2 separate regions of the Mus musculus genome follow, and region 1 is linked to region 2. The links are chromatin loops, found by intact Hi-C in ENCODE. Cell type or tissue: heart. All regions are shown on one strand. Links, peaks and the distances in the headings refer to the core of each region. The heading gives the core; the rest is flanking DNA. Region 1 holds the start of 0610009B22Rik (RIKEN cDNA 0610009B22 gene). Region 2 holds the start of Nhp2 (NHP2 ribonucleoprotein).

Region 1 (16,305 bases), core at 4,596-12,595, 64 kb after region 2:
ATGGGTGCTGGGATTTGAGCTCAGGACCTCTAGAAGAGCAGTCAGTGCTTTTAACCACTGAGCCATCTTTGTTTTTAAGCTAAGGTACTGCTATGTAGCCCTGTTTGCCCTGGAACTTGCTATGGAGGCAGGCTAGTTTCAGACCTGCAGCCGTTTTTCTGCTCCTGACTCCTGGATACTGGAATTACAGTTCTGAGCCACCACACATGTCTAGTTCTCTTTTAGAACTTTTCCTTTTGAGACAGGCTCTTACCCAGGCTGGCCTTGAACTTATGCGGTAGCCCATAACTCAGGCAAGCCTTGAGTTTTCCACTCCGCTGCCTCCGCACATGGTAAGTCTTCTCCACTAGGCCTGACTCTAAAGAAAATGTTGTGTTGCTTCCTCCGGGCTCCTGAGGGCTTAACTGATCATTTTAATTTATACTCAGGGCCTGCTGCGCGCCAGGGCACCTGGATGACTCAAGGCCTCCACTGGCACCAGGGAAGGAGACGGCTGTTATTCAGTTCCCTTACACTCCTGCACTGTAGGCTTTGGGTCTGCTCCAGGCCAGGCGGTGGGGGTGTGGGCTGTGGGGTAGTTTATCCCAGTTTTGTCTCCAGCCAAGCAAAACCACCAGAAGTGAGCTTGGCTTCTTCATCACGTTATTTCTTTCCAGTTGGCAAAAGCCTCCAGGGCACCTGTAGCTTCAGGAACCTGCATCATATCTTTGGAATCTCTCCTTCCCCACCCATCTCTCTCACTACCTCCTCCCCCTTCCTCACCCCCTCCCCGTTCCTCCTCCCGCCTCATTCCTCCTGTACCCCCCACCCCTGCCACTCTGGCTGGCCTCAAATTTGCTCAAATTTGATATGTTGCTGAGAATAACTTGAAACATCTGATTCTCCTTCTGGCTCCCAGGCCTTTCCTGAAATTGTAAAGTTGTGTCTCCATGTCCAGATTCCTGTAGTGCTGGGAATTGAACCAGAGCTTCCTGCACACCGAGCAAATCCTCTGCCTCCATACCACTCGTGCTATAGCCTCCTCAACCTTCCCTCGTCCCTTCCCTCATTGCCTTCCCTCAAGTCTTCTCTTTGGTAGAGTTTTTTGGTTTGTAGCCCAGGCTAGCAATCGACCTGCCGTAGCCTTCCAAGCACTGGGGTTAGGGTCCTGTGCCACCATCATGTGTGGCTTGGAATTAAAAAAGAAAAGGAACTCTAACACTGTTACTCTCACAAAGCACAGTTGTCCGGAAGCAGCTGGCAAGCGTAGCTGTCTGTACACTCCAGGGGCTGCTGCTTCCCTTCCCAGGAGTTACAGTCAGCCCGTGTGGGTGTAAACCTGGAAGTTACTATTACATTAGTGATGGCGTGAGACGGAGATTGTAAACACATTTCTAATCTATGAGAACAAGACAACAACAATCCTTGCCATCAAGTAATACAAATGAATACCATAGGATTTATTTTTGAATTTTATTTTTTATTTTATGTGTATGGGTGTTCTGCCTACATGAATGTCCAGATACCACACATGTGCAGTGTTCAAAGAGGCCGGAAGAGGACATGGGATCCCCTGGGACAGGGGTTGGAGAGACACCTCATTGGATGACAGCACTGACTGCTCTTTCAGAGGCTTCAGTTCCCAGCACTCAAATGGCAGCTGACAGCCACCTGTAACTCCAGTCCTGGTGGACACTATTTGGTTTCAGACCCCGGACAGACAAGGGGCTAAGGTGCATATTTCACATATTAAAGCAGACCTGGCCTCCAGGTTCTCCCAGCATCCCTCAGTCCCTGTTACAGGTATGGCTGGCATACCCCACACTCTGCCCTGAATTCTCCAGCCCAGGAACTGGACTGCCTTGCCCCTAGAGGCTCTTCCTGAATAATCCAGCCATTTTGGTTACCTGCCCCCATCTCTTTTTTTTTTTTTTTAACCTTTCACCCTCTTGGATGCTGGACTTGGTCCCCCCCCCCTTCCCCTCCCTTCTCTCTTCACATGACTCAGGGTCACATCCACTCTGGCCTCCCCCAGATGTCTCTGTCTCTGGTTCTGCTCTCCCTTTTATCTACAGTAAACCTTCTCCTCTTCCATACCTAGGGGCAGTCATGGCCTTTCCTTTTTTACTTCTTGTTTTCATTCACAGGACAGCCAGGGCTGTTACACAGAGAAGCCCAGTCTCAAAGGAATCCATCCATCCATCCATACATACATACATACATACATACATACACACATATACAAACAATAACAAAATGCCACCTGGGTGTAGTAGTATATACCTATAATCTTGGCACTTGGGAGGGGAAGGCAGAAGAATCAGGAGTTAAGAGCCAGCCTGGGCTATATGAGACCATGTCTCAAAGATAAAAAGAATAGGACAAGCCAGGCATGGTGGCACACGCCTTTAATCCTAGCACTCGGGAGTCAGAGGCAGGCAGATTTCTGAGTTCGAGGCCAGCCTGGTCTACAAAGTAAGTTCTAGGACAGCCAGGGCTATAGAGAGAAACCCTGTTTCGAAAAACCAAAAAAAAAAAAAAAAACCAAACAGGACAGCAACACTCTGTACATTTGTACATTTTTCTTTTTTATTATTGTTTTAAACTTTTCACTTTATTTTTAATTATTTTTCTGTGTGTGGGTACATGAGTGCAGGTACCTGCTGAGACTGGAAGAGGACCCAGATCCTCTGGAGCCAGGAGTGACAGGTGGTTCTGAGCTGTCAGATGTGGGTGCTGGGAACTGAACTCAAGTAGCCCAAGCCCCGTCTGTCCGTAGTCCTGTTGTCTGTGGCACACTTGGACTCTCTCTTGGTCCATCTCCATGTGATACCTGCAGTTCACCTCTGTAGCTGTAGCTGGCATCTTCTGCTCCCTGGGGTCTCCATGACAGCTTAAGCCATACCTTCACTCTATGTACAGTGCACTCAGAAACTCCACGGAGAGAAACCAGGTCCTGATGCCGATTGCCTGGTCTCAGTAGCTTTCTGAATTCTCTTCATAAGTCTTTAGGATCCCTTAATTCATCTCTGGAACACACACACACACACACACACACACACACACACACACATATACATATATAACACACATATATAACTTTAAATATATATATGCACATATGTATATGTATATGTAGATGTAGATGTAGATGTATATGATGTATATATATATGTATATTTGGGCTAGACTTAAACTCACAGAGATCCACTTGCCTCTGCTTCCCCAGTATTGAGCGAATAAATTCGGGCACTACCACCACCAGTGTACTTCCTTACTGTTTTGCATTATGCATTTCTGCAGAACAACAATAACCATATAGATAACACTGTGTTCTGCTGTCAGCTCAGGTGTAGCCTGGTTGCTTAGACCTCAGAGTACTCTCCTAACTCAACTCAGGGAAACATTTCTCAAAGTGGCCGTGCTTGGCAAAATGCCCTGGAGGCTCTCTTTGTTAAAGCACTTTTCAAATGACTCTTCACTGTTATATTCTGGAGCTGTCTGTGGGTGGGGTCCTGCCCTCAAGGCACCTTCTCAACTATAGGCCCAATACAAATTGGAGGCTTCTCCTTAATTGTGCTAATTTCTTTAATAACCACAGCTCTTGTCTCCTCTGTCTACAGCTTTAACATGTGCTTTAACATTTCCTCATCAAATTACATTTTCACATCTTTCTTCTCCTCTCTGATTTCTCACTATAAATTTCACTAAACACAGGGAGAAGTAACCATACTACAGCCTGAATGTTATCTTGAAATGTCCTCTGTCAAGTCATTACTCTATGTGCATGTGTGTGCTCAGACTCACGTGTGCATGGTGTATGTGTATGCTGTGTATGGTGTGTGTGTGGAAGCCGTCCTGTGCATGTGTGAGGGCCAGAGAAGAGTGTCAAGTATCCTCTACCTCTTCCAGCCTTACTCTTTTGAGTTAGGGTCTCTCCAGCAATGGGGAGCTCATCTGGTTTTAGCTAGGCTGGCAGCCAGTGAGAACCAAGGATCCTCCTCTCTCCCTGCTAAGTGCTGGGGTTTTAGGCATGTATGGGATTATCCCCAGCTTCATATGTAAGTACTGGAATCTGAACCTTGGTCTCATACATGAGCAGCAATCACTCCTAGAACCACTCAGCAATCTCTCCATCTCCATATTCTGGCACGTTTTTTCTTATCTATCTATCTATCTATCTATCTATCTATCTATCTATCTATCTATCTATCTATCTACAGACATGGTTTCTCTGTGTAGCCCTGGCTGTCCTGGAACTGGTTCTGTAGACTAGGCTGACCTCAAACTCACAGAGATCCGCCTGCCTCTGACTTTCAAGTGTTGGGATTAAAGGTGTGCACCATCACTGCCCAGCAGTCCATTATTTTTTAAATCAGCCTGGTTGAAGGTTGGTTTTTTGGTTTTTTGGTTTTTGTTTTTGGTTTTTGTTTTTGTTTTTTTTTTTTTTTTTTTTTTGTTTTTTGAGACAGGGTTTCTCTGTATAGCCCTGGCTGTCCTGGAACTCACTTTGTAGACCAGGCTGGCCTCAAACTCAGAAATCCACCTGCCTCTGCCTATTGCTGGGATTAAAGGCGTGCGCCACCACCGCCCAGCCTATTATTACGTTTCTTATTGCTGTGACATGATATCTAAACAGAAACAGCTCAGAGAAAGTAAGTGTTGGGGCTCATGGTTTGAGAGAGTACAGTCCACTGCAGGGAAAGCCTGTGTTTAGGGCAGTGACACCCGTGGTACCTATCAGGTAGCTAGGCTAGGAAGTAGTGAGATTGCAGATTAGGTAGAGTTGGGCCATAAAGACGTAAAGCTGTCTCTCTTCCACTTCTTCCAGCTTGGCCCTACTTCCTCAAGTCTCCCAAAACTGTGGGGGAATATTTCCTATGCAAACCACAAATATAAACACACACACACACACACACACACACACACACACATACACACACACACACACACACACACACGGCAGTTCTGCATTTTGCAGGGTGTGGTAATTTGAACAAGAATGTCCCCCTCCCCCCGCCACCACCATAAACTCATGTGATTAACTACTCTTTCTGCTGTGTGGGGAGGATTAGAAAGTGTGGCCCTGTTGGAGGCAGTTGGGGACAAGTTTAGACATTTCAAAAGATTCATGCCATTCCCATTGTGCCTTTCTCTGCCTCCTGCTAGTGGATGGAGATGTGAGCTCTCAGCTGTTGCTTCAGCCACCTGTCACCATGCCTTTGCTCTGCCACTGTAGACTCTAACCTTCTGGAACCGTAAGCCCAATTAACGCTTTGTTTCCTAAGATGCCTTGGTCATGTTGTCTCACCACAGCAATAGAAAGGTAACCAAGATACCTGACAACTTTACCCAGGCCCCATGTCTCCTCCTTTTGCCCCATTCTTGTCTCTGGTCCATTTGAACTACTGCAACACATTTCCAAGTGTCTGGCCGCTCCCAGGTTGGTCAATCCTGAGCAGCTTTTCTCACTTGCCACCAGCCCTCATTAACCCAGTACACAGCTCTAATCTGACCACTTTAAAGCTACCTATGGGAGGCAGAGGCAGGTGGATTTCTGAGTTTGATGCCAGCCTGGTCTATAAAGTGAGTTCCAGGACAGCCAGGGCTACACAGAGAAACCCTGTCTCGAAACAAACAAACAAACAAACAAACAAAACAAAACAAAAAAAGCTACCGATGGGGCAGACTGGGTTTTTCGTTTGTTTGGTTTTGTTTCTTGAGACAGAGTCTCTCTCTCTCTAGCTTTGGCTGTTCTGGAACTCACTATGAAGATGAAACTAACCTTGAGCCCACAGACATCTCCTGTCTTTGTCTGGGAGGGGATATGTTTTGACCTGGTTGGACTCAGAGTCCCCAGGTAGACATTCTAGACCTCAGGCCATGGCGCCTCACCATCACTTTCTCTCCTTATGTACCTTTCTCATTCTCTCCTAGTTCAGGGAGCACTGCATGGCTCCTCTGAATGTCCCCTGGGTCTGGTCTCCTTGTCTTTCTGTTCTCTCTATGAGTTAAGTCAGTTTTCTGTTGCTATGACAGAATACCTGAGAGAATCAAGGTATGAGGAGGAAAGGTTTTCTTGGGCTCATGGTTTCATAGACTTTGGTCTGTGGTTGTGTGGCTCTGTGGCATTGGGTCTGTTGTGACAAGGAACATGAAGTTGGGAAGTTATGGGAAAACAAAAATGTTCATCTCCTGGAAGCCGGGTAGGAGAAGGTCTGGGGATGCAATGAGACAGAAATGGTGCACCCATCTCCCCAGTGGTACTGGGTACTGTTAAAATCTGTTAAAATTGGGCTGCTGAGCCGGGCGTGGTGGTGCACGCCTTTAATCCCAGCACTTGGGAGGCAGAGGCAGGCAGATTTCCAAGTTCGAGGCCATCCTGGTCTACAAAGTGAGTTCCAGGACAGCCAAGATGCCAAGACTATACAGAGAAACTCTGTCTCGAAAAACCAAAAAAAAAAAAAAAAAAAAAAAAAATTGGGCTGCTGAGATGTCTCCCTGGGGTAAAGTGTTTGCCTCCAGGTCTGACAACATACCTTCAAGCCCAGAACCCATGTGATAGCACCGGTTCCTGCAAGCTCTCTTCTGACCTCCTCACACTCACTGTGACACGAAGACCCAGATTCAAATTCAAGCATCCACATGGCAGCTCACAGCCACCTGCAGCTCCAGCTTCTGGGAATCCTCGGTTTCTCTGAGGGCACTGCACACAGGTGGTCCACAGACATGCATTCAGGCAGAACCCTCAGACAGATAAATCAAAACCTCCAAAAAATGTCTTTTAAACTACTCTTGCAAATAATAGTGAAGGAAATCAAAGGGAAGAAAGCAAACAAGGAAAGAAAGATCAACACCACATCAGGCAGGTGTGGGGCACATATCTGTCATCCCAGGACCGGATGAGGTAGGAGAATGTTAAGTTCCAAGATCACCCAGAAAACAAACAAAACATTCTGGGTGGCTAAGTGCTTGTCTAACCTGCAAGAGGCCCAATTCAATAGAGAAATCAACACAGAAATACAGAAAAATGTAAAACCGCCTGAGGTGAGTTCAGGGCCTCCCTCTCGCTTCCTTTCCGCGTCTTGACAGTTCTTTCACTGCAGCTGCCTCCAGGGGCCACCTGCCTCCAGGCTCTGTGTCTGCTCCTCTCTCCCTTGCACAGGCTTAACTCCAAGAATCACAGGAGCATGGATTCCTAGAGGCCATCTGATCCACTTCTTTCCTATAGGGAAGGTCTGTTACACTTCTGACCCCAGGGCCAGGGTAGAGCCCAGGCCTTGAGTCTCCACTCCAGCCAGGAACGAGAGACCTTTCCGTTAGAACTCATAGCAACCTTGTTTTGGAGATTCTTCTTCAAAGCTGCACAGAAGCCATATTGTTATCTTTGCTTATTATTATTTTAATCAGTTACCATTAGCACCCCACACTCCACTCCCATTCTCTTCTTTCTTTATACTCCCCACTTTGAGATAGGGTCTCCTGTATACCAGGCTGTCCTTACATTCTCTGTGTAGCTGAGGATGGCCATTTTGACCCTCCATCCTTCTGTTTCCCAAGTGCTAGGATTACACACAGACTAGTGCCACCACACCTAGTCTGTTGGATCGACTTGGATGAATGCTAGGCAGGCTCTCTACCAACTGCACTGCACTCCCTAGCCCTGCTGTTAACCTAACTAGTGTGTCTAGTTTATAACTTAGAAGTATCCTAGCTGAACAGGAGAGAAACAAGTCTATGTGGCGCTTAGTACTATTAAGCACTATCCGTGGTTTCAGGAACCTGCTGGGGGAGCCAAGTATGTTCATGACTGAAACCCCCCAATCCGAGATGTTGAAACAGGGTTATAAAACAAGAACCCTTTATAAGACAAAAGCATGATGGTTTGTTGAGTAAAAGTGGCTGCTGCTAGTCTGACTACCTGAGTTTAATCCCAGGAACTCACATAGTGGAAGAAGAGAGCCAACTCTACCAAGTGTTTACTCGTAGGCAGTATAACACAGCATAATTTAAAAAAAGGTGGGTGATGCCGGGCGTGGTGGCGCACGCCTTTAATCCCAGAGGGAGGCAGAGGCAGGCAGATTTCTGAGTTCAAGGCCAGCCTGGTCTACAGAGTGAGTTCCAGGACAGCCAGGGCTACACAGAGAAACCCTGTCTTGAAAAACAAAACAAACAAACAAAAACAAAACAAAAACAAAAGGTGGGTGATGCCCAAGGAGCACTCCAGCTTCTGCACATACATGAACATGCACGCACACACACATACTCCCACAAAATTAGTGAGAAAACAATAAAGGAATCTCCTAGGGGGCAGCGGGCAGGAGTTAGAACACAGTCCCCACTGATAAGGGGAGGTTGTTAATAGAAATTCGAATCCATTACTTCTTTTGCTTTCGTTTTGGTGCTGGGAAATCTAACCCAGGCCTTTACGCCTTTGAGGCAAGCTCTCTACCGCAGAGGAAAGACCCAGGACCCAGCAGGACCTTTTCTGAAGCTGGCGGGAACCTGGACAGCCAGAGCAGCTTAGCTTCTCAGCCTTGCGGTAGACGTGCTGCGGTGGTAAATTTCTCGAGTGATTATAGGTGTGCAGCAGGAGACATGCACTTTCATAATTTTAAAGAACAGTGTTGTTTGCTTAATCCGTCTGAGACTGCTTATGGCCAAGCCAACAATTTAATAAGTAGACACAGCAAAGAACTTGTCAGCATTTGGCTGTGAAGACTTCCCAGCTCCCAGCAAGTCAGTTGTGGGTCAATGAGTGGACAGCGCCCCCTGCAGGAAAACACTTAGCAGCAAGTTGATTGCAAAGTACAGTTTCTGTAGCAGCAAAGCTGGGATGTCCACATCCTCTGCCTCTTGCTTTTGACTGTATTTTGTGTTGTATCCTTGAGTCCCATAATGCATAGTTCTCTAGAAGGCAATATTTGTGTTCACAGAGCCCAGGCAGACATCGTTAGCACTAGAATCCTGCCCTTTCATGTTCCACAGGAGTCTCAGCCAGCGAGAGTCCTGACTGCATTGCATGCAAGTAACAACAAGACAGGTCTCGGATGTGATGAGCATGCAGTCAGAGATGGGAAGGAGCTGCCTCGACCTGACCGCGAGCGCCTGTGTGGGGACCTGGCACCCTGACGGTTAGGTTAACTGGACACCTCATGTAACTGCTGTGGTCATCTAGCAAGGCAGGTATATGATCCCCACAGTGTGCCTGAAGAGCAGAGGTCAGTTCAGTGACTGGTCAGGTGACTCGTGGGTCAGGAAGGGCCACAGTGGGTGCTCAGGTCTGCCTGCTTTTTGTGTTTTCTTTCTTTCTTTCTTTCTTTCTTTCTTTCTTTCTTTCTTTCTTTCTTTCTTTCTTTCTTTCTTTCTTTTTGTTTTTTTGTTTTGTTTTTTTTTTTTTGTTTTTTGAGACAGGGTTTCTCTGTATAGCCCTGGCTGTCCTGGAACTCACTTTGTAGACCAGGCTGGCCTCGAACTCAGAAATCTGCCTGCCTCTGCCTCCTGAGTGCTTTGTGTTTTATTTCTTGATAAATTTTTGTGGTGTACTTATGCAGACCGAGTGGTCCAGGCCTTTTGACTAGGGAGGCAGAGTGGCTATGGAATCTACTCAGTCTCTTTCTTGCTTGAAGGCTCTCCATCACCAAATCTTAGCTTTGTTTCTGGGAAGGGGATATACATGTGTTAACATTTGGTTGTCATAGCTCTGTTTCTCTGTGTAGCCCTGGCTATCCTGGAACTCTCTGTAGACTAGGCTGACCGTCAACTCAGAGATCTACCTGTCTCTGCCTCCTGAGTGCTGGAATCAAAGGCGTGCATCACCACCACCCAGGTGTGATGATATTTTTATGCAATTTATTTTATACTCTGTTATTCATGAACGGATCCATGGGCTAGAAGATGGCTAAGAATTAAGAGCACTAGCTTCTCTCCCAGAGGACCCACATTTTTCCTAGCACCTACAAGGAGGCTCACAATTGTTTGATCCAGTCCCATGGATCTGATGCTCTTTTGGCCTCAGTGGGGACCAGGCATACACATGGTACATAGATATACATGCAGACAAAACACCACATGCATAAAAAGTAATGACCATAATGGAAAAGGAAATGAAGTTAAAATGTTTTGAATGATGCTGAGGTCTCACTGTGTTGCCCAGGCTAGTCTTTTTTTTTTTTTTTTTTTTTTTTTTCAGGCTAGTCTTAAATTCAAACATCTCTGCTACCCTGTCTCTCAAGAAGCTGGAACTACCAGGCACTGCCCTGCCTGCTCTAGACCTAGTTTGTCAAATCATATTGTCAAGTATTTATCCTTTCTCTGGTTTCCTCTTAAACATGTTCAATAGTGGGTGAGAAGCTGGATACCTATCATGAAAAAACTATTCTATAAGAAACTCTCTTAAAAACAAAGCAAGAGGGCTGGTGAGATGGCTCAGTGGGTAAGAGCACCTGACTGCTCTTCCGAAGGTCCGAAGTTCAAATCCCAGCAACCACATGGTGGCTCACAACCATCCGTAATGAGATCTGACTCCCTCTTCTGGAGGGTCTGAAGACAGCTACAGTATACTTACATATAATAAATAAATAAATAAATCTTTAAAAAAAACAAAACACACAAAGCAAGAAGCCGGGCATGGTGACACACGCCTTTAATCCCAGCCTCCTTGTAGGTGCTAGGAAAAATGTGGGTCCTCTGGGAGAGAAGCAGAGGCAGGCGGATTTCTGAGTTCGAGGCCAGCCTGGTCTACAAAGTGAGTTCCAGGACAGCCAGGGCTATACAGAGAAACCCTGTCTCGAAAAACAAAACAAAACAAAAAAATGTTCAATAGTTTTCACTTGTCACAAGAAAGAATACACTATACCACCAAAACAGTATATACTGTAAAAAAGGATGCTTTTCATTAGAAAAAAACTTTTTTTGCAGTATTAGGGGACAGAAGCTGGGGTCTCATGCACGAATAGTAGGCAAGTATTCGACCACTGAGCTGAGTCTTGTACCAAAGTACAAGACTTTGTTTTTTGCAGACAGTTTCTCTTTGTTGCTCTGGCTATTGTGGAACTCTGTAGACCAGGCTGGCTTTGACCTCACAGATCTGCCTGGCTCTGCCTCCGGAGTGCTGGGATTAAAGGCATGTGCCATCATGCTGGCTCCAGTCTTTTTCAAAAAATTTCTTTTCCTTTAAAATTTTCTCAAGACAGGGTTTTTTTGTGTAGCCTTGGGAGTCCCAGTGCTTGCTCTGTAGACCAGGCTGGACTCACCTTGTAGAGATCTACCTACCTCTGCCTTCCAAATAAGTGCTGTTAAAGGTATGTGCCGAAGCCCAGTAAATTATGCTCAATGTTTACATGCATGAGCATCTGTTGGCATGTATGTATATGTCTGGTGGCCCAGGAGTCCAGAAAAGGATCTCGGATCTGGAACTGAAGTTATAGATGGTTATGAACCATCATGCAGGTGTTGGGACTCAAAACCAGGTCCTCTTATAAAGCAACAAGTGCTCCTAACCACTGAGCCATCTCTTCAGCTCTATCTATCTACCTATCTACCTGTCTGTCTGTCTGTCTGTCTGTATTCTGGTGTTTTCTTTTAATCTTTTAAAAAAGATTTGTTTATGTATATGAGTACACTGTCGTTCTCTTCAGACACAGCAGAAGAGGGTACCAGATTCATTAGATGGTTGTGAGCCACCATGTGGTTGCTGGGAATTGAATTCAGGACCTCTGGAAGAGCAGTCAGTGCTCTTAACCACTGAGCAATCTCTCCAGCCCTTATGGTTTTTTGAGACAGGATCTCATTATATAGCCCTGACTGGTCTGGAACTATGTAGCCACGCTGGTCTTGAATGAACAGAAATCCACCTGCCTCTGCATCTGAAGTGTTGGGATTAAAGTCATGTACTCTCAAACCTAGCTTGCTTTCTGGGGATGGGGGCGTCGGGGTGGAGGGGGGAGGCAGGACAGGGTCTTTCTACATACCTCTGAATGTCCTGGAACTCATTGTGTGCCTGAGTGCTGGGCTTACCTTTAACTATGTATACTGGTGTGTGTCTGCATCGCAACGCACCTAGTGCAGAGCAGATGGTTGTAACCTGCCTGATGTGGGTGCTCTGGAAGAACAGAACATGCTCTTAACCACAGAGCCACCCCAGCATTAGTTTCTGAACCTTTACATTATAACTTCATCTCAGGAAGGGGCTGGAGAGGGGGCTTTACTGGTTTGACAGTTGTTCTTGCAGGTTTGATTGGCAACACCCACACGGGGACTTCCTAACCATCAGTAGGCCCAATTCCTGGGGATCCCATGCCCTCTCTGATCCCTTAGTCATGAAGATGGTAAGAACATGTATGCAGGAAAAGCATTCATACACATAAAAGGAATCTAAGATTTTTTAATTCTCTTAATCAAAAAGTTATAGGCTTATTGATTTTGAAATAAAATATTAAATTAGTGATAATTGTTCACAGGTAACTACTAGTAGTGATAACATGAAAAGATGAGATTTTTAAATAGAAGAGAAATTTCATGATATACAGGTAAGCTGAGACATAAAGAGTTTGCTAGGCTACTTTATCAAGTAATTTACAATACATCCACTGCTGAGCACACCCCACTGTGATTCTGAAGTTTTTCTGCATTTAGTTTAAAAGATGTTTCTTCCCAAGAAACTGAACTTTTCTTTCGAATGCACTCGATCGAATAGGAGAATTGGGTTCATAAAAGGGATTCATGGCAAATTTGATGTATAAGTCGTAGACGTCAGTGAAGAAGTTCTTGATGCCATCCTCGTGCCTCACGTCATGCAGCATGATGAGCCGCATGTGCCCAGCCGTGACGAACGCCGAGACGAACCACTCATTGAATTTGTCCACAGTTTTTAAGTACATGTTGTTGGAGAGCCACATGTTTTCGTCGACGAGGTCCAGAGCAGCATGAGCTATGAACTGGTTCAGATGACGGTGTTCATCTTTAGATTCTGCTTTCCCAGCTGGCAAAAATTCCATTTCAAAAACCGGATTATCATGGTGGCCAACAATTACGAAGTAGAAGCTCCCAGACATTGTCTTCTGTCTATATGTGGCTCCTAGAGTCAGACACCAGCAAATGAACCCCAAGTCAGTTCATGAAATTCTTATTTTTGAGACAGGGTCTCACTCTGTAGCCCAGGTTAGCCTTGAAACCCAATCCTTTCTACCTTAGTCTCATAACTGCTGGTATTACAGGCATTAGCCACCACACCTAGCTATATTTATTAACATTTTACCCCTCCCCACTGATTTAAAATGATAGAGCTACCATACACTAAATTTGCATTCATATTTCCCACATCTTTGGGTTTTTTTTTTGGTCCTATTTATGAAATAAAGGGAAAGCTGCTTAGCATCTGGATAATTTCGATAGGTTCAGAAAATGAACCTGGCAAAAACCTACCATCTTTCCATTGATTGAAAAAAAATAATACAAAAAGAGGGAATCCCCCCTCCACACACACACACACACAGGGTTTGAGAGGGAATTTCTTAAACTGAAAAAAAAAAAAAAAAAAGGACATCACCATCAACAAATCCAAAATACTTTTTACAGTTACTGTCAAAGACTACCAGGGCAGTGGTAGCTTACACCCGATCCCAGCACTGGGAGAGACTGGGGCAGGAAGACTCTCAGGGATTTGCGGCCACCACCTGGGCTACATAGTGAGTTTCAGCCAGCCTGGGCTAAAGTCTGAGATGCTGTCTTTAAAAACAAAACAACAACATCCTACAAACTAAAAGCTTTTTTCTTAAAACCAGAAACAAGGAAAGATCACAACTCCATCCTTTGGCTAAAGTTTAGGAATGCAGAAAGTATACCTCCCTTCTACCACTTCTATTGAGTACTTTACTGGAGATAGCAGGCAGGGAAACAAAGTTAATGGGAAGAATTAAAAAAAAAAAATCACTACATTGGGGGGTGGGGACAGCCCCAGCACCAGGGAGGCAGAGGCAGGCAAGTTCCTGTGCGTTCAAGGCCAGTCTGGTCTACAGATCTAGTTCCAGGACAGCCAGGGATACACAGAAAAACTGTTTCAAAAGCTAAACCAAAACAAAGAAATAAAAAGCATTTGGACTATGAAGTCCAAACTATTTGAAGATGATATAATCTTATACATAAAATGTCCTATGGAACCATGTAAGGGCAGACTTAGCAAGGCAACAGGAAACAAGATCAATAGAGAAACAAATGGGTTTCTATAGACCAGCAGCTAGTTCCAGAGTGATAAAAAAAAAAAAAAAAAAAACAAAAACCAAAAACCAAAAAACCCAGGATAAGGGACTATCGTTTAAGAGACACGTCATAAAATAAAAACTATAGCTTTAGGAATTTAATCAAGGCTTTCAGTGGAGGTCTTGGTGGTTAAGATCATTGGTTGCTCTTTCAGAGGACCTAAGTTTCCACTAAAAATTTCCGAAGAATTAAAGAATCTCACCTATTCTTGAAAACAAGTAAATAATGGCTGCTGGTTCAGGGGACTCGTTTTTCCTCATTGGTGTATCCACCATTAAATTGTGTATGCTCCATAAATAAACCCCTACCCATAAATACCCAAGTTAAACTCAGTGGGTACACACGCATGCTCAGTCCAGAACTCAGTAGGCAGAGGCTAGAGGATCTGTGAGTTCAAAGCTAGCTTGTTCTGCAAAGCAAGTTCCAGGACAGTCAGGGCTACAGAAAGAGACTCTGTCACAAGAAGAAAGAAGACAGGAGGAGGAGGAGGAGATGATCAACTTCACAAAGTTGTCCTCTCTTACACATGTACCATATAGCAAGCAGGCACTCCCATGATGTGTCACATACATCCACAATAATAATAATTTTAAAAAATGTATAGATATGAAAATAGAAGGGAAAGGGGGTTCAGTGGGTGTGGGATGAGAGGGTGACAAGGGCTGAAAACCACATTAAAACACATGGATGAACCTGCCAAAGGATAACTAAAGATACTAGGATGGACTGTCATCCTTGCTTTGGGGCTATTAAAGATGGCGATACATCTATTTACCCACAGATTCATTTACAACACGATGACAGAGTCCATTAAATAAACCCGTACATTTTGCTATTTTATTTTGTTATTAACCTTTTTTAAAAAATAAAATAAAAGGTCTTATGAAGCCCAGACTGGCCTACAAGTATCAGAAAATGGCTTGAATTCCTTACCCTAGCTCCCCCTTTCCAGTGCTGCGATTATCTTACACTGCCCCTCTTTAACTGTTTATTTCTGGTGCTGGGGACCAAATCCCAAACCTCCAGGTGCTAGGCAAGGGCTCTGCCCCTGAGCCACAAATCCCAAGGAAAACTCAAAGTACGCACCCACGAAAGTGACTGAACTGTATGTGCCCAGCCTCCCTGGACGGCCCCCACTTTCCCAGTCTCTAGCTCCCGACTTTTTGCTTTGGGCAGGGTCTTGCTGTCCTACAGCACTTGAGGCAATCCCTCCGGGCTCCTGAGCGCTGGGATCACAGGCGAGTGCGGGATTTTGACAACTATAAATACCTCACCTAAGCCGACTTCCCTCTAGTTCAGGGGCAGACAAGCTCAAAGAGGAAAGCAGGTCAGCCGGCCATCACACACACTCAACGTCCACCCCGCGGGGTAGCTCCGCCCACCGACTAGCCGAGACTGCTCACTGCGCATGCGTACATGTTCCCGCCTCTCCGGGAAGGACTGAGCGGCCTGCGCCGGCTGCCGACCTGACGCAAGTGACGGAAGACTGAGCATGCTCAGTAACGCGCTAAGCCCGTCCCCAGCCCCGGTCCGGCCGCCATCTTGGATCAGGGCAGCTCAGTCGACCGGGCATGCGCACATGCGTCTCTGAGCAAGGCTGCGCTAAGGGTTTTGTCCGCCATCTTGGGTCAAGGCCTCATGGGACGTCGGGGTCCCCGCGGGCCTCCTCTGGCTCTTAGAGCAATCCTTGCCTTCACCGCACGCGTACTTGCTTATGTTGTCACTGACGTTCGCCTGGAGGTGTAGAGACCGGAAGCCTGGCGGGAGATGTGGACCAGACTGCCAAGTGAGGCGGAGCTTTTAACTACAAGAATGCCAGAAAGCAAAATGGAGGTTGCAGCACCGGGCGCTTGTGTCCAGACGGTGCTGGCCGTATGCGTGGGCGGAAATGCGTAATGGGAGGGTGGTTTAGGGCGCAAATCACTGGTGTTAGGTGCTGTTAATCATCAAGGACTCTGCTCTTTCAAGTGTATGTCTGCATTGTTCACAGGTTTTCCTTATGTGTTTATTATAGTGAGACTTATCTAGCGTTGGCGTCCTGAATTCCTTCTTCCCTTAAACAGACAT
Region 2 (16,305 bases), core at 4,201-12,200:
CCAATGAATGGGGGAACACCACACTCAGTGGAAGACTTTGTCTCAAAAGATAAGTTGGCAAAGGTGCTGAGAACAAAATTCAGTTGATTTGCCCTTTGCTGAACCACCAAAAGCAAACAAACAGGAAAAAGATAAGGTGGGGCACACTGGGGGAGACGCCCAGTCTTGCCCTCTCCCCTCCACACACAGACACTGGATGCACAGGTGCAAGTGCGCACAAAGAGCAGCCTCCAGACAGACCTGGGGGGCACACATTTTCTTACCTACAAGGATTCATTAGCACAGCTCTTTGTTTTTTGGTTTGGTTTGGTTTTTGGTTTTTCGAGACAGGGTTTCTCTGTGTAGCCCTGGCTGTCCTGGAACTCACTCTGTAGACCAGGCTGGCCTCGAACTCAGAAATCCACCTGCCTCTCAATTGCTGGGATTAAAGGCATGCATCACCACTGCCCAGAAATACTTTCAATGACATGAATTTTGACGATATCTTTGGGGAAGTGTTTCACAGCTCATAAAAATAGACACTGCAGGGGACTGGTGAGATGGCTCAGTGGTTAAGAGCACTGACTGTTCTTCTGACGGTCCTGAGTTCAAATCCCAGCAACCACATGGTGGCTCACAAACATCTGTAATGAGATCCGATGCCCTCTTCTGGTGTGTCAGAAGACAAGTGTATAATAATAAATAAATTTTTAAGAAAAAAAAAATGGGGGGCTGGAGAGATGGTTCAGAGGTTAAGAGCACTGACTGCTCTTCCAGAGGTCTAGAGTTCAATTCCCAGCAACCACATGGTGGCTTATAACCATCTTTAATGAAATCTGGTGCCGTCTTCTGGTCTTTAGGCATACATGCAGGAGAGATGCCTCAGTGGGTAAGAGCACCCGACTGCTCTTCCGAAGGTCAGAAGTTCAAATCCCAGCAACCACATGGTGGCTCACAACCATCCGTAACAAGATCTGACTCCCTCTTCTGGTGTGTCTGAAGACAGCTACAGTGTACTTACATATAATAAATAAATAAATCTTTAAAAAAAATGGACACTGCAATTATTGGTCCCTAAAAAGCATGTTTTGTAGAGCATGAGAGATGGCTCCGGGGATGAGAGTACTTGCTGCTGTTCCAGAGGACTTGGTTGGTTCCCAGCACCCACATTTTGTGGCTGATAACTATATTTAACACCAGCTCTAAGGGATCCTAAGCATCTAACCTCTGAGGGCTTAAATTCTGTACATACTCACATAAACATAATTTAAAACAATGGAAAATTAAACTTTTTAAGACTTTTTTTATTTTATCTACACATGACTTGTTTTGCTTACATGTTAGTGTGTGCAGCGAAAGGTGTCCGAACTGCTGAAACAGATGGTTGTTAGTCACCATACGGGTGCTGGGCAGTGAACTTGGGTCTTCTGGAAGAACAACAAATGCCAGTAATCATTGAACCATCTCCTCAGCTCCCAATAGAAATATATATATATATAGTGTATATAGTGTATATATAGTGTATATATATATATATATATATATATATATATATATATAATATGTATAGAAATATGTACATATATTTCTATGTATGTACATATATATTTCTCAATATATGTACATATTTCTGTATATATGTAAATATAAATAAATAAAAAAATAAGCTGGGCGTGGTAGCGCACGCCTTTAATCCCAGCACTTCAGAGGCAGAGGTAGGCTGATTTCTGAGTTCAAGGCCAGCCTGGTCTACAGAGTGAGTTCCAGGAGAGCCAGGGCTACACAGGAAAAACTCCGTCTTGAAAACAAGAGGGAGATGGAAAGATTTTTGCAGGGTGGTGGTGGGACTCTCTATGTATTCCTGGGTGGCCTGGGACTTGCTATGTAGACCAGGATAGTCTCAAAGGTATAAGCCTTTGCCTCCCTGGTTCTGGGACAAAAGGTTTGTGCCACCATAGCTGACTTCAGGTTTATCCTTAGGGAGCTAGAGAGAGAGCTTATCAGTTAAAAGCACTTGCTGCTCTTACAGAGGACCTGGATTTGGTTGCCAGCATCTACCTAGTGGCTTTAAAACATCTAATTCCAAGGAATCTGCTGCTCTCTTCCGCCCTCTGGTAGCACCAGGTATGAATGCAACACGCATTCATACACATAAAATGATCTTTTGATTTGTGTTTTGAGAAGCTGAGGTTACAGGCAGTTACCCACTTGGCAGGCAGTATGTACTTCTAATCACTGAGCCATCTCTCCAGCCCAGATAACTCAAGTTGATTCAGCCAGGCACCCCGACAACCCCTAGAAGGATCTTAGGATTCATGCTATTCAGCAATATATGTATGTAATCTGTACAGTCTCCAGCCTAGATCTGGGTGAGTCGCTCAGGAGTAAAGCACTTGCCTAGCGTGCTCAAGGCTGTAGCTTCAGGTAGGTTCTCTAGTCACTCCCACCCCCCAGACAAAGTCACATATAACCTAGGCCAGTCTCAACTTTTTATTTAGGGTCAGAATAACTATTAACTCCTGATCTTCCTGCCTCCACTTCCTAAGTGCTAGTATAACAGACAACACCAGTGTATGCCAGGGTGGAAATGTATGCAGAGCTAGAAATGTGTGCAGGGCCCCTACATACTAACAATATCCCCAGCCCATGAATTTATTAATTTTTCTCACCTTCTCTCTGCTTGTTTTGAGTTAATCTACAAGTTGATTCCACTGACAGTAATTCTTCAGTCTCTGTGCTACAATAATATGTACTGCACTGTGCCTACTCATTTGGGATCCCCTGCCCCTCAACAAGCACACACACACACTCACACACACACACACACTCACACACACACACACACTCACACACACACACACTCACACACACTCACACACACACTTACACACTTACACACTCACACACACTCACACTCACACACACTCACACACACACTCACACACACACACACTCACATACACACACACTCACACACACACTCACACACACACTCACACACACTCACACACACACTCACACACACTCACACACTCTCTCACACACACTCACACACACACTCACACACACACACACTCACACTCACACACACACACTCACTCACACACTTACACACACACTCACACACACACACACACACACACACACACACACTCACACACACACCAAGCTCCATCCAGAGGAGTCTTTGTGAAGAGATTGTCTCGTCAATACTCTGCGTGAAGACTCCTGACTGCTGGCTTCCCAGCATTCTCACCCTGACTTGAAGTGACAATAAGGAGACAGTTAGCTAAGGCCTCCAAACATTGGTGATCCCTGTGGCCAGGATCCCCTGTTCTGTGACTTGTGTTGCTTTCCACCCAGGTTAGACTCAGTAGGAGCTGGATGAACACATCGTGTATGTGCCTCTGAGGATGGGTCTCTTTTCTAAGTGACCATGCTACCTGCCTTATGAAGCCCAACATGTCTGAGCCACCATAGCTCATAGCCACTCGCCACTCCAGCTTTCATCTGTTTCTTTCCCAGAACGCACTAGAGCTAGATTGCTTCTCTATACCACAGAGTATTTCACCCACCTACTTTCTCCTTCTACTGAGGATTAAACTGTGGCCCTCAGAGTATGCTAAGGACCTTGGGCTGGAGATGTAGCTCAGCTGGGACAGAAGGCACCTCGCTTATGTAAAGCCTTGGGTTCAATCCCCAGCACTACACAAGTGAGCAGGTCTTTAATCCTAGCACTCTAGAGAGGGAGGCCAGAGGATCAGAAGTTCAAGAGCACCCTCTGCTACAAGTCCAGTTTGAGACCTGCCTAAGACACATGGAGGATACTGTGTATCTTCCCTATCACTTCCTCCCATTAGTGCAGGGGACCATGAAGAAGGAAACCCCTTCTGGGTTTTCAGGGTTCACAGTGGGCTTTCAGTAAAGGGGGGTTGAAACTGGGGAGATGGTTCAGTGGGCCAATGTTTACTGTGTAAGTGTGAGGGCCTACATTCAGATCTCTTGGGCAACTGCATAAGGCAGCCAAGGCAAGAGGCAGATCACTCTGAGTTCTGAGACCAACCTGGGCTAAATAGCAAGTTCTAGATTAGCCCGGGTTTCAAAACAGTAAGACTCTGTTTTGAAAACAAAACAAAACCAAAACAGATCTCTACATAAAAGCCAGGCACAAGGGGCTGGAGAGATGGCTCAGTGGTTAAGAGTACTAGCTGTTCTTCCAGAGGACCGGAGCTCAATTCCCAGCAACCACACGGCAGCTCAGAGCTGTCTATAACTCCAGTCCCAAAAGATCAGACACTTTCACTCAGACATACATGCAGGGAGAACACCAAATGCACATAAAAACAAATCTTACGCCGGGCGTGGTGGTGCTCGCCTTTAATCCCAGCACTCGGGAGGCAGAGACAGGCGGATTTCTGAGTTTGAGGCCAGCCTGGTCTACAGAGTGAGTTCCAGGACAGCCAAGGCTACACAGAGAAACCCTGTCTCGAAAAGAACAAAAAACAAAAATAAATCTTACAAACAAAAACAAAACAAAAAAGCCAGGCACAGCTGTACATGCTTGCAAATAGGGCAGAGAAAGGAAACTCTTAGGGCTTGTTATCCAGCCAGTCTAGCTGAAACAGTGGGGTGGAAAGCGGTGGAGGACATCCGGGGCTGACCGCTGGGTCCAACATGCGTGTGCTCACTTGAATATGTGTATACACGCCACAAGATAAACAAGCAAGCAAAGAAACTAAAAGAAAGTTTCCAATCTGTCAGCCTTTAACGCATGGCTCCAAGCGCCTGTCTTATGTAATGCCATGACAGGCCACCAGAGAGAATGAGGCATTTTGAGGAAAAAGCAGAAACCAAGCAAATGGGTCCTTACCAATGCTTCCAATAGGAGGAGAGACCCAGGCAGCATTCTGAAGAAGTCATCTAAACCATGACAAATAAGAAGGGAGGGATGCAGGGAGAGGAAACCGCTGGAGCAAAGGCTCCAAGCTGAGAAAAGAGACCATTGTTCTCCAAGGGACACACAGGGATGGATCAGTGTGGGACTGCAGGGAAACAGGGGCTTTCATGTCCTGGCATGGGGTTCAGACAGCACAAACCGGAAGTCAGCACACACAACTAGAGTGGCAGTTCCAGGGGAGGCATAGAAAGGAGGGAATGAGTCTTCAAGGAGAGCGAGTTAGCCAGAACTCTGCATATAACTAAGGACCCCAACTCTACACACTGATGCAGAGGGTACAGGCAGACTGGGGCAGGAACCACACAGCGGAGGGACGGACTGGGGCAGGCTAGCCATCCCCAGCGCAGAGGGCAGGGAAGGCGAAAGGAAGGGAGGAAACCAACCACGATACCCCAGCTGGAGCACCCCTGGATGCCTTGCCACCCAGCGCCAAGGTGTCTCCTAGTCCCCTGATGCCAGCTTCTTGTAACTACAGAAGAGTAAAAGAGATGATTCATTTCTTGGGCTAAAGGAAATAGCTCCGTGGTTAAGAGCACAAATTCTCTCGAAGAGACTGCTACTGCTCTTCCAGAGGTCCTGAGTTCAGTTCCCAGCAACCACACGGTGGCTCAAAACCACCTGTAATGGGATCTAATGGCCTCTTCTGGTATGTCTGAAGACAGCTACAGTGTACTTTGAAATGTAACAAGTGCTTGTGATACCAAGGGAGTCTGAAGGCCAGCCTGCACAACATGTGCTCTCCCATGCAGCCTTCTGACCCTTCTGGCACACGTAAAGGAAATGATTCCTTTTTGGCAAATGAGAACCGGTTTCACAAGTTCTTGACGAATGCTTGCTTTTATCTAACTGCCAGGAATCCGCAGGTTGAGCTCATTCCTGAATATTCGGACTGCCTTTTGCCTTTTAGAGTTTGGAGAATTGGAGTTCCTCTGGGCCTGACAAACATAAATCTTTAAAAGAGAAAGAGATACTCCGTTTCAAAAATAAAGTCCAACCTTCTCTTTGGTAAACTCAGCAAAGGGGACAAAAGGGAGGCCAAATAAGTAAAGACAGCAGCCTCCCTGGCCGTTGTCCCCCCCAGCTGCACCAGAGCAGTCTTTTTGCTCTGATCATACCCTCGAGGCTTCTGGGTCCTCGTCCCTTAGCGGCGTGAAAGCCAGAGTCCAGGAACAACACCAGTTCCGCCCTTCCACCACCCAGCCCAGAAACCGGAAGAGGCGGGGAGAGGACAACCTACTGTCTGTCCCTCCTCCCTGCACAGCGGAGGGAAAACCAAAGCGGGTTTGCTCACCTCTGCACAGTCACCGAGCAAGCCAGCGCTCCCAAGCACAACAAGTGGCAGGGACAGGGTGCAAGAAAGTGGGGAGATTTGGGGTGTCGGTCAGTGGACGCTCAGTCTCCAGTCAACCCAAGAAAACTGCCAGACCCTATCTCCTGCTTCTTGAATTCTGGAGGCTGACTGAAGCCTCTTTCTGTGTCTACACCCTTCTGGGGAACTAGTCAGACTGCTTCTCTACTAGGAAGGCGGGACCTGGTTTACCCAGCAAAATAAAACACTGTTACTTTACCACCTTCTTATGTGGCCAAGAATGAAGCCAGATCCTCCTGTTTTAGGATTACAGGTGCAAGTCACCATATCCAGCTTTGTTTTTTTTTTTTTTTTTCTGGGACTTGAACCCAGAGCTTTGTCCATGCAAGCAAGCAGCCTACTGACCCAGCTCAACCCCATCTTAATTTTTTTTTTTTCTAAAGATTTACTGCGGGGCATGGTGGCGCACGCCTTTAATCCCAGCACTCGGGAGGCAGAGGCAGGCGGATTTCTGAGTTCGAGGCCAGCCTGGCCTACAAAGTGAGTTCCAGGACAGCCAGGGCTACACAGAGAAACCCTATCTCGAAAACCATTAAAAAAAAAAAAAAGAGTTGTCTTGATCATGGTGTCTGTTCACATATACCTACAAACATATGTATACAATACACATATACATATTATACAGACATATAGACAGACATATATACATATATACATATATACATTTGGTGGAGGAAGCAGAGCCCCTCAAACCACAGTTTATTCCTTCTCTCTGGCAATTTATACCTCCTTAGACAAAAGTTCTTTATAAAATTACCTCAAAGATGAAATGTTACATAAAAGGGGAGTTACAGAAGGATGTCGATAGTTCAAAGCAGTGCTTCATTCCATAAGCTCATTATGAGTTTAAAGCAACAGTGTCACATGGTCTTGCTTTATCATAGTGCACCCCTGTGGCTTCATCCTTGGACCTGACCTATAATCAGTGTTTTTCCTTGATCAGAAATCTGACCCAAGCCTATATTTCTCTTCTTAGTGAAACTTATGCAAGCTCACTGTATTCCTTATTATGCAGCCTTTACTTACTACTCAATGAGGAGGGGGCATTTTGGTTTTTTGAGACAGTGTTTCTCTGTATACCTCTGGCTGTCCTGGAACTCACTCTGTAGACCAGGCTGGCCTTGAACTCAGAAATCCACCTGCCTCTGCCTCCTGAGAGCTGGGATTAAAGGCGTGTGCCACCACGCCCGGCTTCACATTTTACTCTTGATTCTAACTTTATTACACCTTTCTGGCAAAACAATTAAAGCCATCTCCTTAAACTTTCTTCCTAAAATGATTTGAATCAAATCAACAACTCTATAAAGTCATTAATTCCTCTAAATAGCATTAATTCATGAAAGTTCACCTTCATGTTGATCTGTAGGAAATTTGAGCAAAAGGGTGGGCTAATACCCAGGAATCATTAAGCGATGTAATAGTGACAGAAAAGTCATATCGGCAGCAAGAAGCAACTGGGGCTGTGCCTCTCTGGCCATCTCAGCCGTGCAGAATGGTGAGCCATCTCCAGGAAACTCATTTGCTTGCCTTTTCTTTTTGATTTATTTATTTATTATATGTAAGTACACTGTAGCTGTCCTCAGATACTTCAGAAGAGGGCATCAGATTTTGTTACGGATGGTTGTGAGCCACCATGTGGTTGCTGGGATCTGAACTCGGGACCTTCGGAAGAGCAGTCGGAGCTCTTAACCACTGAGCCATCTCGCCAGCCCTTGCTTGCCTTTTCTAAATGGCTTCTGTCATATTTAAACCTTCTTAACCATATATCTATGGAATTTCTATTTAGTACTTTTGGATTAAGGTGGGCCTCAGGTAACTAATGCCACACAGAAAACAAAACCCACCGTTGATTGAGTCCACCCTGCAAACAGGGAGATGCCAGCCACAGCTAGCGGTAACTTCAGGGCTTTCCAGAAGGTGGCGATATAACAAAGGTAGTAGATTAGGACAGAAGCTGCCAGACCTCCTCCTCCTCCACCACCACCTCGAAAGTTCTGGGGAAGATGGAAGGCTGGGACCATCAAAGCTTGGGCAGTGGAGGAGCCACCTTTCTCCCCTGTCATAATATATAGGTATCCTCCTAACCCCTGTCATAATGTATGGGTATGTGCAGACCTAACATCAGAAGACAGGTGAGTCTCAGAAGTCACCCTCTCTGTCTCTCTAAACTAGGTCTCCCTCAGATTCAAATCAGCTGGCAAATATTAAGCATTTGCTGTTTAAATACTTGATTTCCCCACCATTTAGTAATCGCTTACTGAGACACATCCAGGCCTCCCTACAACCTAAAAAAGAGAGATGATTTCAATCTTTACTAGGCTACCCAGTGCTCCTTCCTCCAACAGCCTTCCCTGGTTCTGTCTTTCTTGGCAATTCAGAGAATGTATCCCAATCTGACATATCCTGGTCCTCTTGCTGCTGTCCAAGTGATGGCTTTTAGTGGCTGGAAATCATACTCAACTATCTCACAGGTCTCATAGTTGTCAATCAGGGATAGGTAAGTTCTGTGTCCTTCACAAAACACAGATCTAAATGTGGGCCTGATTTTTGGCATCTGGCACTCAGGATCCTCCTTCATATTCACCCTTACCAGCTTCAGTCCCTCTACGTCACAGAGCTGAGGTCCCCGTTTCCTGTTGCTCCAGGGTTCTCATTAGCTAGCTGGACTCTTCATCCAGCACATGTCACCTTCCTTCCTACCTTTCTGGTTTTTCAGATTTGCTTTTAACATTTAAGAACTTTTGATTGATTTATTTCCTGTGTGTGAGTGTGTTGCCTGAAAGCACATCTGTGCAGCACATGCACTCCTGAGGCCCTTGCAGATTAGACATTTCAGATCCCCTGGAACTGGAGTGGGTTTTTTTGTTTGTTTGTTTGTGTTTTTTTGTTTGTTTGGGGGGGGTTGGTTTTTGTTTTTTGGTTTTTATTCAAGACAGGGTTTCTCTGTATAGCCCTGGCTGTCCTGGAACTCACTCTGTAGACCAGGCTGGCTTTGAACTCATAAATCCACCTGCCTTTGCCTCCCAAGTGCTGGGATTAAAGGCATGCGCCACCACTGCCCGGCCTCTTTTTTTTCTTTTTTCTTTGCGGTTTTTTTTTTTTTTTTTTTTGGAGACTGTTTCTGTGTAATCCTGGCTGTCCTGAAACTCGATCTGTAGAACAGGCTAGCCTTGAATTCAGAGTTCCTCCTGCCTCTGCCTCCCAAATGCTGAGAGTAAAGGTATGCACCACTACTGCCCAGCGGAAGTCACTATGTAGACCAGGCTGACCTTACTGCCCAGCGGAAGTCACTATGTAGACCAGGCTGACCTGATCCACCTGCCCCTGCCTCCCCACTGCTGGGATCAAAGGTGTGCGGTTTATAGTTTGTGCAACAGGATCTAGGAGGGGGAAAAGAAAATATGAAAAAACTTTCAGGTGCGCCAGGCTTTACCTAACCAGCAGCAGCAGGTCACAAGGCAGGTCACAAGGAGCTCAGGGGACACAATCCCGTTGTGTATTTTCCTTCCACCCGCTCTTCAATCTCTCCGGGCCCCGCCTCTTTCCCTTTGGGCTCCGCCTCTTTCCCTTTGGGCCCCACCTCTCGGCCCCAGGCCCCGCCCCTTTCCCTCTGGAAACCCGGTTCTAAATTCGGCCTCCCTGGGATTCCCGCGGTGAAAATCCAAATCCCGTGCTTAGATTGACCTTTAACTCCGCCCCCATATCCAAAATCCCGCCCCTAGAGATCTACTTAGAGATTGGTCGGTGTAGAATATTTAGTTTCCCAATTGGTCACAGGGTAGAGCCACTTGAAAACCCGGAAGTGATGTCGGAGGCGGCGGCCGCGTGGTTCCTCTATGCCGGGACGGAGTTGTAGTTGCTAAGATGACCAAAGTAAAGGCCGCTCCCGAAGAGTCCGAGGCGCAGGCGGAGGGCTGCAGCGAGGAGCGCACGTACAAAGAGCTGCTGGTCAATCTGAACCCCATCGCGCAGCCCCTGGCTTCCCGCCGCCTGACGCGCAAGCTCTACAAGTGCATCAAGAAGGGTGAGGCGGGCGCGTGGCGATCGCGGTCCGGGACCGGTGACTTGGGCGGCCCGGGGTCGAGCCTCGTGAGCGAGGTGTCGGCTCACGCTTCTCTCTCTTTGTAGCTGTGAAGCAGAAGCAGATTCGTCGCGGGGTGAAGGAGGTTCAGAAATTTGTCAACAAGGGCGAGAAAGGGTAAGAACCCGGCTTCCTCTGGTTTTTAAGTTTTGTGTGGTTTTTATTTTTATATTCCAGTGCCGGGGATTGAACCTAGGGCCTTGTGCACGGTACACAAGTACTACGGCACTAAGTTTGGCTTATTAACTGGTTAAGAAGAAATTCCACCTACTCAATAAAGGTGAAGTTGACCAACCAGTCTAGCAGTCAACTCCCTTCACTACCAGTAAATGGAACTCCCAGTAAATGACAGGGAAGAGAATAGGAATCCAGCCCGTGTAAACTAGAGTCCTGATCATTCACTCTGTAGAACGGCACAACTTTTTCAGGCTCTAGGCAACGTGCTATATGTAGAGAGACATTTTCCCAAGTAGGGCAGGGGAGAATGCGGGCTAGCTTCCGAAGTATAGCTAGTTCAAGGCCGTCGTGGTCTATGGACAGGTCTCAAAACAAACAAAACTCCCAAAAGGAGAAAATGATAAGCCAGTGATAGGCCTTTAATCCCATCAGAGGCAGATCTCTTAAGTTTTCAGCCATGACTATGTATAGAGACCCTGTCTCAAAACAACAAAGGAAGAGAATGAATGAATGAAGGTTTATTTGGGGTGAGGGGGTGGAATCCTGAGAAGAGTAGGCTCTTGGACAGGGCAGTGTAGTGGCACTTACACAATGTAAGTGGTTACTCCTTTTAAGTGTATGACTGTTTTGCCTGCGTGTATATGTTGGTGCATCACTGGTGCCCTTGGCAACCAGAAGGCAAGGTGTAAGGTCTCCTTGGACTGGAGTTAGAAATGGCCATGCACCCCCAGAAATGGCTATGCATCCCCGTATGCCGGCTCTCCAGCCCTCCTGGGCTTTCTTTTTTTTTTTTTTTTGAGACAGGATTTCTCTGTGTAGCCCTGTCTGTCCTGGAACTCATTTTGTAGACCAGGCTGGCCTCAAACTCAGAAATCCGCCTGCCTCTGCCTCCGGAGTGTTGGAATTAAAGGCGTGCCCCACCATGCCCGGTTTTGTTTGTTGTTGTTGTTGTTGTTGTTTTCTTTTTCCCCCTCGTGGGCTTTCTAAGGTAGGTTTAGTGTTCTCAGAACAGAGTGCAAGCTGAGGCGTGACATCGAGGGAAGAATTAGGAGAGGCAAGTCAGACTTAGTAAGCTGTTATGGCCCAAGGCAGGTGATGGGCAGGAGCTACAGCTGAGGGATTTGAGAGACGGTGACATATAATGACTTTGCATGCTAGTTTGGGCTGTAGTGTGTGACTGCAGACAGACAGTGGAGGAAAGCCAGGTTTGTGTGAAAACATCTGAAGTGTGGTTTTTAGATACCTTTTATTACGTGTGGGTGCCTACTTGCATGTGTATGGACACATGTGCATCTGGTACCCATGTGAACACCAGCGGACAACTTGGAGAGCTGATTCTCTTCTGCCATTCAGGCCCCTGGGATTGAACTCAGGTGGCCAGGCTTGGCAGTGAGTGTCTTTACCCTCTGAGGCGTCCTGAGTTGACATGGAAAATGCCTTGGACATGCTCTGCTTAGCTATTCTACAGGCAGATGTTTTGGTAGGGCAGATGGGGGCTGGTAGCTTCAGGTGGCCCCTGGCACCATGATAGGTCAGGAAGGCAAGGAGAAAGGGACCACAAAGAAGGACAGCAAAGGAACAAGTGGAAAGGACCAGCCTTGTGCCAAAGGGAACGGAGTATGCAAACAGATGTCTACCACCCTTACACCGGGCAGATCTTCAGGACTTCTGGGTCTGGTACACTGACAGCTCTCAGCCATGGTTGAGGGCCCTGGCAAGCTTTCTCTTGGGACAGAGTCTGTGTGTTACTCAAACACTTAGGTGTGATCCCTGCCAGTCCTCTCAGCTTTGTTCTCTGACACCCCCCCCCCACCACACACACACACACTAGTTATCTATTGCAGAAGGCAACCAGCCCTTCAGTACCACCCTTGGCCTTATTCTGTCCCCACACCTGCCATTCTGGAATCATCATGGCACTCAAGTCTCTGTTCAAGGGTCATCTCCTGGTTGGAACATAACTGACTCTAAGGAGAGCCGAGTTCCTATTTCGTGGTATTTCTCCTGTACCTCATCTGTCCCAGCACTTCACCTCTAGTCACATTCGGTGGCATTTACATGCTGTCAAGTAGAGACCATGTCCCCAGAGGAATGCATTTGCCAAACATGACTTTGTACTCCTTTCAGAAGTTGAAGGCTAGTGTGGGGGTCCTTGGTTGGGGTGGGGCATTTTCTTGGACTCTGCCCTCACAGCCAGGCTGGAGATAGCTCTTAGAACTGAAAGGGAAAGAGACGGAGCAAAGGAGAACTGATGGTGCCTTCTCTTGTTGCAGGATCATGGTTTTGGCAGGAGATACATTGCCGATTGAGGTGTACTGCCATCTTCCAGTTCTGTGCGAGGACCAGAACTTGCCCTACGTCTACATCCCCTCTAAGACGGTGAGAAGCGCATGCCCACCCTGCCCCATTCCCATCTTGGCCCTAGGGAGGCTGTTTGAGGAATTATCTCAGGTGTTGGAATTCTTAGGTCTGGGTGGCTTGTTTTTCTTTTTGAGATGGCATCTCAGCTAGGACTAAAGTACATAGCACATGGCTGGCAGGCTTCCTTCCTGTAAGATGGGGATCGTCTGTATGCTAAGAATATTTGAACACGTGTAAAGGGTGTCAGAGACTTATATAACAGAGGTGAATATTTGAACATGTGTGAAGGGTGTCAGAGACTTTATATAACAGAGGTACTGCCCTGCCTACAGGGATACCCTCATAGGCCATGTGGGAATATTCAGTATTGGCTTGGAGGACCATGGCTTGAGAGCTTAGTGTACATGATGGCAAACAACTGAAGTATTTTTAAATGTAATGTTTACCAACGGGACATGGCTGCGTGCCAGGTTAGGGCTGTGACTCCTGTTCCCAGCAGCTCTCTTCTCTCCTGTGTAGGACTTGGGTGCAGCCACAGGCTCCAAGCGTCCCACTTGTGTGATCATGGTGAAGCCCCATGAAGAATATCAGGAGACCTACGACAAGTGCCTGGAGGAGGTGCAGGCACTGCCTACACCTCTGTGAGAGACTTGGGCTGCAACCCAGCCCCTTTCCAAGAGATCTGGCTGGCTGCAGGCAGCTGCCCACCCTAACAGCATCTCCCCGATTTCTTGCTGTGTGAGTCTTCCCAGGCAGCTCCAGCAGTGTTGGAGGTGGAGCCTGCATCTCTGCCATCTCCTCCTGAGCTTTGATGAAGACAGTTCCAAGAATGTGGGATAGAAGTAAATGCTAAGGCGAAAACGTGGCAAGTGTGTGGGTGTTCTTGAAGTTGGCAGGAGGAGCAAAAGCAGCCTTTCAGCACAGAGCCTCAAGGGTGTACCTGGCAAATGTTCTGCACTGGCTCTACAGCCCACCCGTCTTCATTTCCCACTCTAGGACAGTTGGGGTGAGGAGATGAGGCATCAAGGCCCAAACCCCACTTCACACACCTCCAAGAGTGATACGCATATATATACACACAAGACCATGCAATCATTGGTAAGGAGAAGGGCTATGAATATATTTGCTCAAAGTTATAAAACAGCATTCAGTTCTAACGGGTTATTTACAGTGGAGAATGAATGGGTAGATACAGTTGAGACTGTACAGTAGGAAGTGGGCCACAGCTGGAAACCCCTTTGATGCCAGGAGTAGAAAGATGTCTGCATTTGATGACCAAGACCTTTGCTGCTCCGTCAGGGGCAAGTGTAAACAGAATGCAGGAACAGAGTAGCCAGTCCCCCTAGAAGGTAAGGAAGCATAGGCTGCTGGTTCACAGCCTTCCCTGGCCTCTGCCTAGGCAGGTTGGGTCTCTTGGTAATGCTGGTCTGAGAGGCATCACAGTCTGCTGAAGCCAGTCCCTCCACAAAGGCCCATGGGTGGATTACACCTTCTAGAATGTTCCTTGGAATCAGAATATGATGCGTTTCCCATCTGCTGGATTCTGTTCCATGGGACAGTAGGGACACTTTAGCCTGCAAGGAAAGGCAAAGGCAAGAGCGTCTCAGGGCTGGCCAGGAAAGCCAGGCCAGGATGGAAACAGGCAGGGCAACTTACTTTCCTCCATTGATGAGTTTGTTGAGTGCATCTCTGGAGATGACGTGGCCACAGATGAGCTTGATGGGGGGGTTGGAATCTGAGGTCTGCTGTCGCAGGATAGGGCATGCAAACACTGAGTGGTACCAGCACTTCATGCCCAGCTCTATCTCAATCTGGGGGCAGCAGAGGCTGAGTTAAGTTCTTGTCTGAGCCGTGTGCCCAGCACCTGCTTCTTGGGGTACCTCCCCAGCAGCCTGCTCTTACCGGCAACTCATCCTTGTGACTCCACACCCCAGTGCACTGCCTCTGTTCGATCACAGCTTTAATGTTCATCAGCACGGGCAGCGCCACACAGCCAGACGCGAAGCTGAGGAACAGAGCAGAGACTGACGCAGCTGGGATCACACACAGGCCCAGCACACGGTCCCAGATAGGACTGGGGACAAAAATTTTCAAGTGGGATAAAGTCAGATTGGCCCTTGAGAATACAAAAGTGCTTATGTATGTGTGTGGACCACATGCATGGCTGTGGAGTGTCGGCTCTCCTGGAGCTAGCTAATAAGAGAGTTTCCATGTGGGTGCTGGGAGCCAAACTCAGGCCCTGAGCAAGAACAAGCACTGTTAACCCTGAGTCATCTCCGCTGCTCCTAAAAAGCCACTAGCAATGTACATAGATAGGTATGTTGAACTCTCTTATTTGCTCTGGTATACCCCCAAATTTGAAAAGTTCTAGTAAAGAAATCCGCATATGAAGTGTTCCTGTGGAAAGCCCCCCACCCCCCGGTTTGGGGGGACAGTGTTCAGTTGAAAGAGCCAGAGTCTGCCTGTTTAGCCAACTCTATTACTGTGGTACAAAGTAAGAGTGCCAGCAAAGACATCTATGAGTTGACTGGGTAGCAGGGAGCCCACTGGCTGGAACCTTGGGTTGTGAGTACAGTATAGCTCTGCCCAATGCCTGCCTAGGGGCTGTGGTGACCTGACTCCACAGCAACAATATAGGCAAGTACAGCCTGTTCTCTACACTGACAGCTGTCCCCTACGGTGAAGTCACTTTCTGGGGCCAATCTAGGTGCTCTTTGTTCCTTTAAGAGCCTACAAGTTAGCTCATGGCAAAGCTCCACCTTATCTGCTAAGCTGGGGTAAGGGAGTCTAGCTTGGGCTTGCTGTGAAGTGAGGAGAGACCACTGCAGTGCAGAGATGAAGCAGTGACTCAGCACTCTTCATGCAGGGGAATGCTGTCTTAGGGAGGTTGTGAGAGGGTGGCTGGATGACTGAGTAGTGTAGTTTCCCAAGGGAACCGTGCAGGCAAGATGGGCCCTGACTGTAAAGACAAGCAGTGTCTATCTCAAGGAAAGATGGTGAGCCAGCTTAGGTCTGTGGAAGCACAGGGAAGGATCAGCACACTTGTTGCCCTCCCTGCCTGTCCCCTTATGCTGACCTCAGGAGGCTGGGATGTACCTGACACTAAGTGGGGACTCCACTGAAAGTCCCAGGAGGGAGCATGCATCCCGAGTAAAGGTCTCACAGATCTCCGCCCAGTGGCTGTTGTCTAAGAGGTGGCAGTAGGGTGACTTCTCCAAGCCCAGCCGCAGGTACACCAGACTGCCCATCATCACCTGGATCTCTACAAGACAATGGGATGACAGTTGAGGGAAGGCAGAGCTCTGGGCCATTCCTCAAGGAGCCACAGAGCTGCCAAGCCCTCTAATGTGCAGAGGAGGGCATCTACAGGCTGTTGGGAAC

Evidence for each region. Peaks named below come from ENCODE experiments on the same cell type or tissue, not always from the same donor. Only the 100,000 strongest peaks of a DNase experiment are listed, where the experiment ranks them.
Region 1: a loop joins it to region 2, with 9 times the contacts of the local background. A loop is called at or near these places in 41 of 42 quality-filtered maps.

The regions. Positions count from the first base shown.
Region 1 is chr11:51,673,036-51,689,340 of GRCm38, forward strand. 0610009B22Rik (RIKEN cDNA 0610009B22 gene) reads right to left here and starts at 15,599. Exons shown (of 2, transcript NM_025319.2): 1 at 15,513-15,599; 2 at 12,350-13,057. The coding sequence starts at 13,034. The coding sequence ends at 12,612. In heart, for the core only: a CTCF peak has its summit at 8,756 (motif pointing left); a DNase peak (open chromatin) is centred at 8,726; H3K4me3 peaks cover 504 bases.
Region 2 is chr11:51,609,649-51,625,953 of GRCm38, forward strand. It overlaps Nhp2 (NHP2 ribonucleoprotein), which reads left to right and starts at 10,125. Exons shown (of 4, transcript NM_026631.4): 1 at 10,125-10,329; 2 at 10,434-10,503; 3 at 12,837-12,942; 4 at 13,444-14,070. The coding sequence starts at 10,170. The coding sequence ends at 13,569. Rmnd5b (required for meiotic nuclear division 5 homolog B) reads right to left here. Exons shown (of 10, transcript NM_025346.1): 7 at 16,021-16,186; 8 at 14,827-14,929; 9 at 14,581-14,735; 10 at 14,025-14,498. The coding sequence ends at 14,435. In heart, for the core only: CTCF peaks have their summits at 6,178, 8,215 (motif pointing right) and 10,055; DNase peaks (open chromatin) are centred at 6,143, 8,263 and 10,003; H3K4me3 peaks cover 3,310 bases; H3K27ac peaks cover 3,079 bases.